Linked DNA regions of Homo sapiens: region 2 is linked to region 1. A link is an interaction called in ENCODE POLR2A ChIA-PET data of the cell type or tissue named here. Cell type or tissue: Panc1. All regions are shown on one strand. Each heading gives the region's core, and the rest is flanking DNA. Links, peaks and the distances in the headings are about the cores only. Region 1 has its middle 25 kb from the start of SPTLC2. Region 2 overlaps VIPAS39 (VPS33B interacting protein, apical-basolateral polarity regulator, spe-39 homolog).

Region 1 (5,373 bases), core at 80-5,079:
ACAGCAGGTGGAAAGCCGAGAGAGGTAACAGGTAGGTAGGAGGTAGCTGAGAAATTCCTCAGTTAAGAAGTCAAGATTCTGGAGGGTGTGGTGGCTCAAGCCTATAATCCCACCATTTGGGAGGCCAAGGTGGGCGGATTGCTTTAGTTCAGGAGTTTGAGACCAGTCTGGGCAACATAGTGAGACCCTTCTCTACAATAAATAAAATACAAAAACAGTAGCTGCCTGGCACAGTGGCTCATGCCTGAAATCCCAGCGCTTCAGGAGGCCGAGGCAGGTGGATCACCTGTCAGGAGTTTGAGACCAGCCTGGCCAACATGATGAAACCCGTGTCTACTAAAAATACAAAATTAGCTGGATGTGGTGGTGCACACCTGTAGTCCAAGCTACTCGGGAGGCTGAGACAGGAGAATCACTTGAACCTGGGAGGTGGCAGCTGCAGTGAGCCGACACTCCGCCACTGCACTCCAGCCTGGGCTAGACACAGCCAGACTACATCTCAAAAACAAAACCAAAAACAGTAGCCATAGGCTGGGCACGGTGGCTCACGCCTGTAATCCCAGCACTTTGGGAGACTGAGGTGGGTGGATCGCGTGAGCTCAGGAGCTCGAGACCAGCGTGGGCAACAGTGGAACCCCATCTCTACAAAAAATACAAAAGTTAGCCGGGTGCGGTGGCATATGCCTGTGGTCCCAGCTACTCGGGAAGCTGAGGCAGGAGGATCGCTTGAGCCCGGGAAGCGGAGGTTGCAGTGAGCTGAGATTGCACTGAAACTGCCTTTGCAAAATTATGACTGAGACAGTGAAAGAGATCTAACTTAACCGACTTTATCTTGCTTCTAACCTCCAAGTTGTCCTTGTTCATTCCTGGGCAAACTAACTTTGGGAGAAACTTAGTTTATAGTTTAAACAAAGATGGTAACAGCCTTTCCCAAAGCAGACCTCCTTCTTGCCTGGGGACTAGATTGCCTTTGTAGGAGTAACATTAGCCACAAGATTAGAAATTATGGTTTAGGCCGGGCATGGTGGCCCATGCCTGTAATCCCAGCACTTTGAGAGTCCAAGGTAAGTGGATTACCTGCAGTCAGGAGTTCAAGACCAGCCTGGCCAACATGGTGAAACCCATCTTTACTAATAATACCAAAAAAAAAAAAAAAGTTAGCCGAGAGTGGTGATGCATACCTGTAATCCCAGCTACTCGGGAGGCTGAGGCAGGAGAATCGCCTGAACCCGGGAGTCAGAGTTTGCAGTGAGCTGAGATGGCAACACTGCACTCCAGCCTGGACGACAAGACAAAACTCCATCTCAAAAAAAAAAAAAAAAAAAAAAAGGAAAAGAAAAGAAAATAAATTATGGTTTAGGAGTCATGCAGCTGAAAGCTACAAGAATCTGACCCTCCCTAAACTGCTCCTAAGATCAGTGCTTGAGATATTTTGCAGACCCTGCGCTTGATGGATCAGCTGGCACCACCCAGCTCAATAAACTGGCTCATCTCATCCTGTGGCCCCCCCCATCTAGGAACTGACTCAGCCCGAGAAGACAGCTTCCAGTCTCTATGATTTCTTCCCTGACCAATCAGCACTCCTGGCTCACTGGCTTCCCGCCCCGTCCCCTTCCGCCCCCCACCACCAAGTTATCCTTAAAAACTCTGCTCCCCCAATGCTCCGGGAGACTGATTTGAGTAATAATAAAATTCTGGTCTCCCGCACAGCCGGCTCCGCATGAATTCCTCTTTCTTTATTGCAATTCCCCTGTCTTGATTAATGGGACTCTGTCTAGTCAGCGGGCAAGGTGAACCCCTTGGACAGTTACAGCACCACTGCACTCCAGCCTTAGTGACAGAGTGAGACCCTGTCTGAAAAAGCAAAACAAACTAATAAACAAAACAGTAGCCGGGCGTGGTGGTGTGCGCCTTTGCTCCTACTTGGGAGGTTAAAGTGGGTGGATCCTCTGAGCCCGGGAGTTCTAGGCTGCCAGTGAGCCGAGATCGTGCACCTGCACTCCAGCCTGGGCAACAGAGTGAGGCCCTACCTCATTATAAAAAAAAGAAAAAAAGCTAAAGTCAATCTCCTAAGGCCTTTTCTTGAATTAGGAATGAGGAAGTGGTGAGAAGAGAAATAAGGAAGGAAAGTAGTGGCCCTAGAGAAGAAAAGTTGTCACTGAGGAAACACTGGGTAGGATTAGACCATCCCCCATTCCCTCCTCTCCCCGCCCAAAGACTGAAAATCAGGCCGTCCGGTTATTTTAGGCTGAAGTCCCAAAGAGAACTGTGTTGGTGTGTGTGTGTTCCCGGCAATCGCTGGCAACAACCTTTCTCTCTAGAAAAAGGTCACTGAAACAGATTGGGGTCGGCCTTGATCCTGGTTCCCCACGGGGGTCAGAAAACTGTACTGGAGGCCAGAACGTCGCCCTGAGGATGGCCGGGTTTCCACGGGGCCGACCCTGATAAGGATCGCAGGAGGATGGCAGGGCGGTGAGGGTGGGCACGGAGTCATTCCGAGAAGGGAGAGCGGGAGCCGGGGTCAGCGCGGGGAGAAGGGCGTGATTTCCACCCTCTTTCCCCGCTCCCTCGTGCAGGGAAGAGCCAAGGGCGGGGAGGATGCGCGGGCGAGAGGCTAGCCCAGGAAACTGAAAGATGTGTTTACAGAAAGCGCCGGAAGGAAGTCGGAAGCAAGATAGCGGGGGCTTTGGAGGAATAGCCGGACAATTCTGGGAACCCAGGAGCTGGGGTCTGTCTGGATCCAGCTTTCCCTCCCGTCCTCCCTCTTTCCTCGAGCTCCTGGGTGGTTCAGGCCGCAGCGCTCGGCGCGGGCACCTTCAGCCACTTCTGCGCCTGCGCCGTCTGCTGCAGAACATCCAGTCCTGGCCCCGCTCACCCGAGGCGCTCAACAAACGTTTCCATCATGAATAAGCGAATGAAACTTGGAACTGAAAGGACCCAAGACACAAACAAATGCACTGACGGTCAGGAAGGGGTTGCTCAAGGAGGACAATAACTTTCACACCTATTTCACCTCTGCCCCATGAAATGTTATTGATGGAGGCAGGAAAAACCGTTGAACCCCCGGACTAATTGGCAATTTCCCAAAAGTATTTGTAGGAAGAGTACTTTTTGTTTAAATGGAATGTTAAGGCTGGGAGCGGTGGCTCACGCTTGTAATCGCAGCACTTTGGGAGGCCAAGGCTGGAAGATTGCTGGAGCCCAGAGTTGGAGACCAGCCTGGGCAACAAAGGGAGACCTTATCTCTACAAAAAAAAATTAAAAATTGGCCGTGTGTGATGGTGTGCACCTGTAGTCCCAGCTACTCGGGAGGCTAAGGCAGGAGGATCACTTGAGCCCAGGAACTTGAGGCTGTAGTGAGCTATGATTGTGACACTGCACTCCAGCCTGGGCAACAGAGTGAGACCCTGTCTCAAATAAATAAATAAATAAATAAATAAATAAATAAATAAATAAATGTGTGTGTGTGTGTGTGTGTGTGTGTGTGTGTGTGTGTGTGTGTGTAGGAATGCAATTTTTGGCCAGGTGCAGTGGCTAACACCTGTAATTCCAACGCTTTGGGAGGCCGAGGTGGGCGGATCACCTAAGGTCAGGAGTTTGAGACCAGCCTGGCCAACATGGTGAAACCCCATCTCTACTAAAAATACAAAAATTAGCGGGGCGTGGTGGTGAGTGCCTGTAATCCCAGCTACTCAGGAGGCTGAGGCAGGAGAATCGCTCGAACCCTGGAGGCGGAGGTTGCAGTGAGCCAAGATCACGCCACTGCACTCTGGCCTGGGCAAAAGAGCAAGACTCTGTCTCAAAAAAAAAAAAAAAAAAAAAAAAAGAATAGAATTTTACCTGTAAGTCTAAACAGATAAAAGAGATGAAAAACAATAAAACTACAAAACCAACAGCTTCCCTCTTGTTCCTCCCTTCATCCCATTCTTACTGATGATCTGGTTTTGAAAAACACTCATCTACTGCCACTCCAGAGTTACTGGTAAAGAACTGAGGCCCAGAGAGGCTAAGTAACTTAGTGTCACACAGCAAAGAAGGAAAGAAAGAGGGGAACAAAAAGAAGACAGGAACTTGAGCAAAAGCCAACCGAAAACTATGACCTGCCAGCCAAATCCTGCTTGCTGCCTGTTTTTGTACAGCCTGAGAGCCAAGAATGGTCTTTACACTTTTGAATGGTTAAAGAGAAGTCAAAAGAATAGTAATAGTTCATGAAGTGTGAAAATTATATAAAATTCAAATGTCAGTGTCCAGCAATAAAGTTTCATTGGTACACGACCACATTCATTCATTAATGGCTGTTCCACACTGCAAAGGCAGAGTTGAGTAGTTACAAGAGAAATTATAAGCGGCCTGGAAAACCCAAAATCTTTACTGTCTGGCCCTCTACAGAAAAAGTTTGCTGATTTCTGGTCTGGAGTTCTCAGCAGTTCTTTTGGTTTTAAACGCTGGGGTCTGAGTCGGGTATGTGAGGGGTGAGTGGGGAGAGGAGACAGGACTCCGCAGATACTGGAGTCCTTTGATTAAAGGCCCAAAAACTGGTGGGTGTGGTGGCTCACACTTGTAATCCCAGCGCTTTGGGAGGACGAGGCGGGCGGATCACTTGAGGTCAGGAGTTCAAGACCAGCCTGGCCAAAATGGTGAAACCCCATCTATACTAAAAATACAAAAATTAGCTAGGTGTGGTGGTGCACACTTGTAATCCCAGCTACTTAGGAGGCTGAGGCCGGAGGATCACTTGAACACTGGAGGCAGAGGTTGCAGTGAGCCAAGATCGTGCCACTGCACTCCAACCTGGGCGACAGAGCGAGATTCCGTCTCAAAAACAAAGGCCCAGAAACTAAGGACAAGATCAGGGCCAGCTTTAAGCAGTATAGGAAAAGGGGGGGCCTAATGTAAGGTATTCTGTGGTAATTACAAAATCAAGAACAAGCCAACTTTCTGAGGCTCTCCTATGTTCTAATCACTGTTCTGGGCATGGTAGGGGATTATAAACAAGTTTCTAGGATGCTACACAAGAGCTTACAATGCTGTACAATGCACACACCATAAATTATGAGAACAGTCTGGGAATTACGGTTGACACTGTCAGCTTCTCGCAAGCCCCTGATCTTCCTCCTGTTATATTAGCTAACACTGAACACTTACTCTGTGCCAAGCACTATGCTAAGTATGTTTCAAGCACTATTTCCCCTACGGGCTAGATTTTAGTATTATCCTGATTTTGCAGATGAGGGAACTGAGGCTAGGAAATGGTTGGAGTCAGGATTCAAACTCCAGTCAGCCTACTTTTAGAATGAGTTTCATATGCAGCACACTGTATTACCAGTGACTAGAGCTAGATATATCATAGGACATGTAATGTCTGCAAGAATT
Region 2 (5,373 bases), core at 248-5,247, 210 kb before region 1:
GTCTGTAATCTCAGCTACTCAGGAGGCTGAGGCAGGAGAATTGCTTGAACCTGGGAGATGGACGTTGGTTGCAGTGAGCTGAGATTGCGCCATTGTACTCCAGCCTGGGCGGCAGAGGGAGACTCCATCTCAAAAAAATAAAAAATAAAATAAAGTAAAAGCAAAGTCTCTGCACTTGAAATGAGGGGCATGGACGTTCTCATCAAACCTAAGAAACATTTTCTTACACCAAAACAGTCAGTAGGTCATCCTAATGTTGCCAAGTAATGCTTCCTGCTCCGAAGGAAAAAGAAGCTCAAAACCTAGATTAGCATGACCAATGCAGCATACAAGTTGTACAGACATGAATTCTAGGCCTATCCTTTACTTATGCATTCTCAAAAGTGGGGATCAGTTGTTATATTTTGTATTATGTCACCTTGGCTAGGCTGAACTGCAATTTCCAGAATGTCCTTCCCTGTATGTTTCCAGTTAAGGTGGACCACCAGAGATATTTCTATGCAAGATCAGGAGGGTGGAAATGAACAGTAACCAGTCTGTGTTTCAGTGTGCATAATCAGGGGAAGTACTTTTGTAGTTCACACATGTTGTTGTTTATCTGCTGAGTACCTTGTTGGTGAGGGGCAACAGTTGGGCCTGTAACTGCTACATCTTCCCTGGTTCCTTCTTCAGTTGCTCACTCCTGGGCCAGGTGTTTTTCATTTCCATGACAAAGGCCACTAGCTTTTCCAGCAGCGGGACACCCACCTCATCAAGGTTTGAGGCTGTGAGAACTGACATGGGTCCCAGTCCCTTCTCATGGTTTCTAGCTTGTCCCTGCTCACTCACTTTATAATGATCTTCCCTTCTTCACGGCCTTCCCTATGGATTTCAAGCTCTACCACTGGACATGAAGACAACTACGTTAAACACACCCTCCAGCTGCCATACTTGAGTGGAAGTACTCAAACAGAAAAGACAGGCTCTACTCCTCGGTACTTCTCATCCAATTTCTCTAAACAGGTCAGAGAAAGGTCAAAATTCTCTAACAAACAGCAGATATAGATTAGATTAGATTAGATTAGATAATGCATATATATGCCTAGTGGTTCTGCTTCTCTAAATGAACCCTAACCAATATACTAGTTAATAAAGTAACCACTGTTTGTTTGAAGATGAACCAATAATTTTAGTACAATCTAGCAAATTAAACTCTTGTTTCTTCAATAGCAAGAAGGATGATCAAGAAAGGAACTAAATATGAGGTTACCTGGAATTGCAAAGTGGAGGAGCAAAAGATGGAGTCTGATCCCCTTAAAGCAGTTTCTCAACACTGGTGTTGCTAACATGTGGGCAGGATAATCCTTTGTTGTGGGGCTGTCCTGTGGATTGTAGGGCGTTTAGCAGCGTCCCTGACCTCTACCCACTGGATGCCAGTAGCACGCCTAGTGTGGCAACAGAAAGCAACTTCGAACATTGCCAAATGTCTCTTGAGGGGCAAAACTGCCTCCAGTTGAGAGCCATATTGCCTTAAGGCATGGCATGTGCCTCTGTAGGAGCATCTTCTCTTTGCCTTCTATGACTTCACCCACTCCACAGTCACAGGAGCACAGAACTCTACAAAATGTTAGCTGGGTGTGGTGGCACGTGCCTGTAGTCCCAGCTACTCAGGAGGCTGAAGCAGGAAGATTGCTTGAGTCTGGGATGTCAAGGCTGCAGTGAGCCATGACGGTGCCGCTGCACTCCAGCCTGGGTGACAGACCATGTCTATTTAAAAAAACAGGCCGGGTGCGGTGGCTCATGCCTATAATCCCAGCACTTTGGGAGGCCAAGGCAGGCGGATCAACTGAGGTCAGGAGTTTGAGACCAGCCTGGCCAACATGGCGAAACCCTGTCTCTACTAAAAATACAAAAATTAGCTGGGCGTGGTGGCAGGTGCCTGTAATCCCAGCTACTTGGGAGGCTGAGGCAGGAGAATCATCTGAACCTGGGAGGTGGAGGTTGCAGTGAGCTGAGAGCGCCACTGCACTCCAGCCTGGGCGACAGAGCGAGACACCATCTCACAAACAAACAAACTCTACAAAATTTTAGATTATCTAATGAATCCAGAGAAAGAAAGGGACTCACCCAGCATCACATAACTATTTAGTGGTAGAGCTGGAAAAAGTCAGGTCTTGTGTCTCCCAGCACCGTGCTGTTTCTGTTAACCACACAGCCCTGCTTTGCCATAGCACTGTTACTCTATAACCTGACATGTGCCGACAGGCTGCTAAATGCAGTCACTGAGGAAGACTTGTAATGATCCTAAGATCCTGAGCAATTATTTCATCATTCTACACAAAACCACCAGGAGCGGGAGAGAAGGCACCAAGGAAGAAATACCTTTATTAGGAGTCTAGGCATGTCAGAAAAACCCAGTTCAGTCACAGAAAAGGAGGCAAATATTGGTACAGAGCAAGAATCCAAGTGTGAAAATAAAACCTCCATCTAAATATCCTAACAGAAATGCTGCTGAATTTAGCCCAGGTGAAACTTCTGAAAGCTCCTGGTGAAATGAGATTTTTGCATAAAGAGAGAGCTCTCCAGCACTGCTGCATCTGAGCTTCTTATAAAGTGACGGGTCTTGGCCAGCAGTAGAGGAAGAGATAAAGGGGATGTCTCATCACCCAAGCAAGGTCGTCTGTGTTCAAGTGAGAGAAGAACCTTAGGGTTTTGGACAGAGTAAACTGGGGCAGCAGAGGGAAAATGGCTGAGGAAACACAACGTCTAGGCCATGTGTGGCATAATGTGGAGGGGTCTGTGCAGTCTGGTGTGAGTGCATCTCCAGGAGGTCTTGGGAAACACTGGCATTCCTTCCTGAGGCCATTTTGGTTCTGTTCTGACTTCATTCAGAGCAGAACTGCCAATGTCCAGCGCCAAGTCCTGGATCATAATTAGCTGAGTGGAATGCAGTAGCCACCCTATGACTCCCATACCTCTTCCTTTCTGGAGCAGTCACTTTTCTCAGACCAAGTGAGATCTTACCCAGTAGGGGCCCAATCTAGAAATCACTCCCACCTTCATATGAGCACCAGGTGGAGAGAATCATTCTCATGACTCAAAGCTTTAGATCTCGATCCTCAGATGATGTTCCTTGGACAGAAGATCAGTCTGAAGTTATCTGTGTCAAGAGTAGCTGGCACTGCCCATGGGTAATGGGCCCAAGCGATGTGATGCCGCAGCTCTCCCAAAGAAGAGCTCTCTCTGCTTTCACAGGCAGGAGAGGAGGAAATGAGGCAGGCTTCAAGGTAGTCAATGCCACTTAATTCTTCCATCGAATTTGCTGTGGAAAGAGGAAACAATGAAAGTGTGTGATCAGTTTTCACTTATCCCTACAGCAAGGCAGAGAAAATGCAACAAAACAAGGCTCAGCTAGATAATGTAAGGAAAAGAAAAAGTAGAATCAGATCAGGAGGTGGGGGATGTTGAGAAATTTTTTAAAATATATGGGGGAGTTCATTTATTCAAAGATGCATTAAACACCTATTTTGTATTTTACAAGCCTAATTTTGGTCATTTGACCCTAAGGTAGGTTCCAAAATACCTAACAGGGAACTAACTTTCATATTAACAAAGAGCTCAGTAATTTCCTGCTGTGAGAGACGAACCAGCTGTGCTCCCCAGGTAGCTAACATCTATTTCACCCACTTCTTATTTTCAACTGGTAGGTCCCATCCATCCCCACGAGACCATACAGTTTGGATATTCTGAATCTGTAACATGTTTTCATACTTTCAATATTTAGTTTCTCCTACATGCTAGGTTTAACTATTATCACAGCATTACAGTTAAGTCTTAGCTTGAGGTCCCCAGATTACCCCCCTATCATACCGCATCTCAGGAGTAATTTCTGCTATTCAAAGCAGTGCTTTTGACATTGTGGCCAGAGGAGAGCCTTACATCCATGTGGCTTAGCCAACTGCAATCCTTCCAGACCTTGGGAACATACATTTGGTACTATTTTGTGAACTGTCTGTCTCCTGAGCCTGCTGGAGGGGTGAACTGTAGCTGCTCACCGAGCTGCTGAGAAGAGCATCAATCTTCTCCTCCTCTGCTGATCCTTTATCTACCTTACTCCTGTATGCTAGCAACTGTTGACGATCCTTCAGGTCCCGGTAGGTCTGTGCATCAAAACAAACAATACAAACCTCCAATCAGCCTCTGTACAGGGTTCTTTTTGCCCAGGATGGTCTCAAACTCCTGGGCTCAAGCAATCCTCTCTCCTTAGGCTCCTGAGTAGCTGGAACTACTGGTGTGTGCTACTGTGTACACATGAGGGCTTATTTCTTTTTGTCATTATCACTTTGACCCAACGCTCAAGGAGAGGCTAAGAGGCTATAGTGGGATAACAGTGGGGTCCAGTGCCCACAGAACTCCATGTTGGAGAGAAGACTACACAGCTTGTATAGCTTGATTTAGTTCTATGAATTCTCCAAGTACGACAAGTTTATAAAAACACAGAGAAAGCAGTCAGAGGGCTGGGAAAATAATACAGGAGTGCTGGTCTCCAAACAAACTCTTGCCAGATTATTCTGTCCATTCAGTCAAACCTGGTGGGAGCACCTCAGGATCTTGGACAGAGAATATTATAATCCCCACCCTGCTTCGCCACTGAGGATCTAACGGAGGACTCCCATTTCTTGGGGACTCACATCAATGACGACATCATGGCACTTGAACTTAGTGGCTAAGTTCAACTTCGTGTCCACATCTTCCACCAGATTGACATACTCCTGTAATATCTGTGGGAAGAGGTACTTCCGATTAATGATTCAAACACCCATAAGGCACAGAGCTCTACAAGGTAGAAAAGAAAGTCCTGAAGAAGGCAAAAGAGTTCAATAGCTAATGTTTCCAGTTTCCATCATCAACCACAGGACTAGTTCTGCAATGGGAATGAGGTAACGCTACACAGTACTTCCATGCTGCCTCAGTAAGCAGGAAAGAGCACACTTCTCCTGATCCTCGAGCCAGATACACATGCCAGCAATGAGTGCTCTAGCTGTGATCCAGTGCTCTGCTCATTTCTCCCTGATGTCTTTTCTCCACGAGTTCTCCTTTTCTATCATTTGAACAGTACATCAGTATTCCACTTGGGCTAACACAGTAGATGCTACTCAGAGAGGACAGTTTGGAATTGTTTCTAAAGGGGAGAAAGGGAGAGAATTTCACTCCCTGGCCTTTTCTGTCTTGAGGCCTATTGCAGCCATTGTGCTGCCTTTAAGGGAAAACAAGAGCAGATCGGGTCTCCCATCACTGACCAGTAAGAGGCTTAAAGTTAGGTCTCCAAGAATATCCTGTACCCAACTCTCTTCAGGACCCATTACCTGCACAGGGGCATTGTTCTTGTGCAAA

What was found. Peaks named below come from ENCODE experiments on the same cell type or tissue, not always from the same donor. Only the 100,000 strongest peaks of a DNase experiment are listed, where the experiment ranks them.
Region 2: POLR2A ChIA-PET joins it to region 1 with 9 read pairs; 2 of 35 experiments call an interaction of 5 or more read pairs at or near these places.

What each region holds. Positions count from the first base shown.
Region 1 is chr14:77,639,426-77,644,798 of GRCh38, forward strand. No RefSeq gene overlaps it. Among named protein-coding and RNA genes, the nearest start is that of SPTLC2, 25 kb to the left of the region's middle. RefSeq lists an enhancer at 2,911-2,990. In Panc1, for the core only: no CTCF peak of the experiment used is centred there; a DNase peak (open chromatin) is centred at 2,889; H3K4me3 peaks cover 1,060 bases; H3K27ac peaks cover 1,314 bases.
Region 2 is chr14:77,424,336-77,429,708 of GRCh38, forward strand. VIPAS39 (VPS33B interacting protein, apical-basolateral polarity regulator, spe-39 homolog) reads right to left here. Exons shown (of 20, transcript NM_001193315.2): 17 at 5,346-5,373; 18 at 4,671-4,760; 19 at 4,035-4,139; 20 at 2,340-3,301. The coding sequence ends at 3,281. It also overlaps a transcript of NOXRED1 not described here. Among named protein-coding and RNA genes, the nearest start is that of NOXRED1, 3.5 kb to the left of the region's middle. In Panc1, for the core only: no CTCF peak of the experiment used is centred there; no DNase peak of the experiment used is centred there.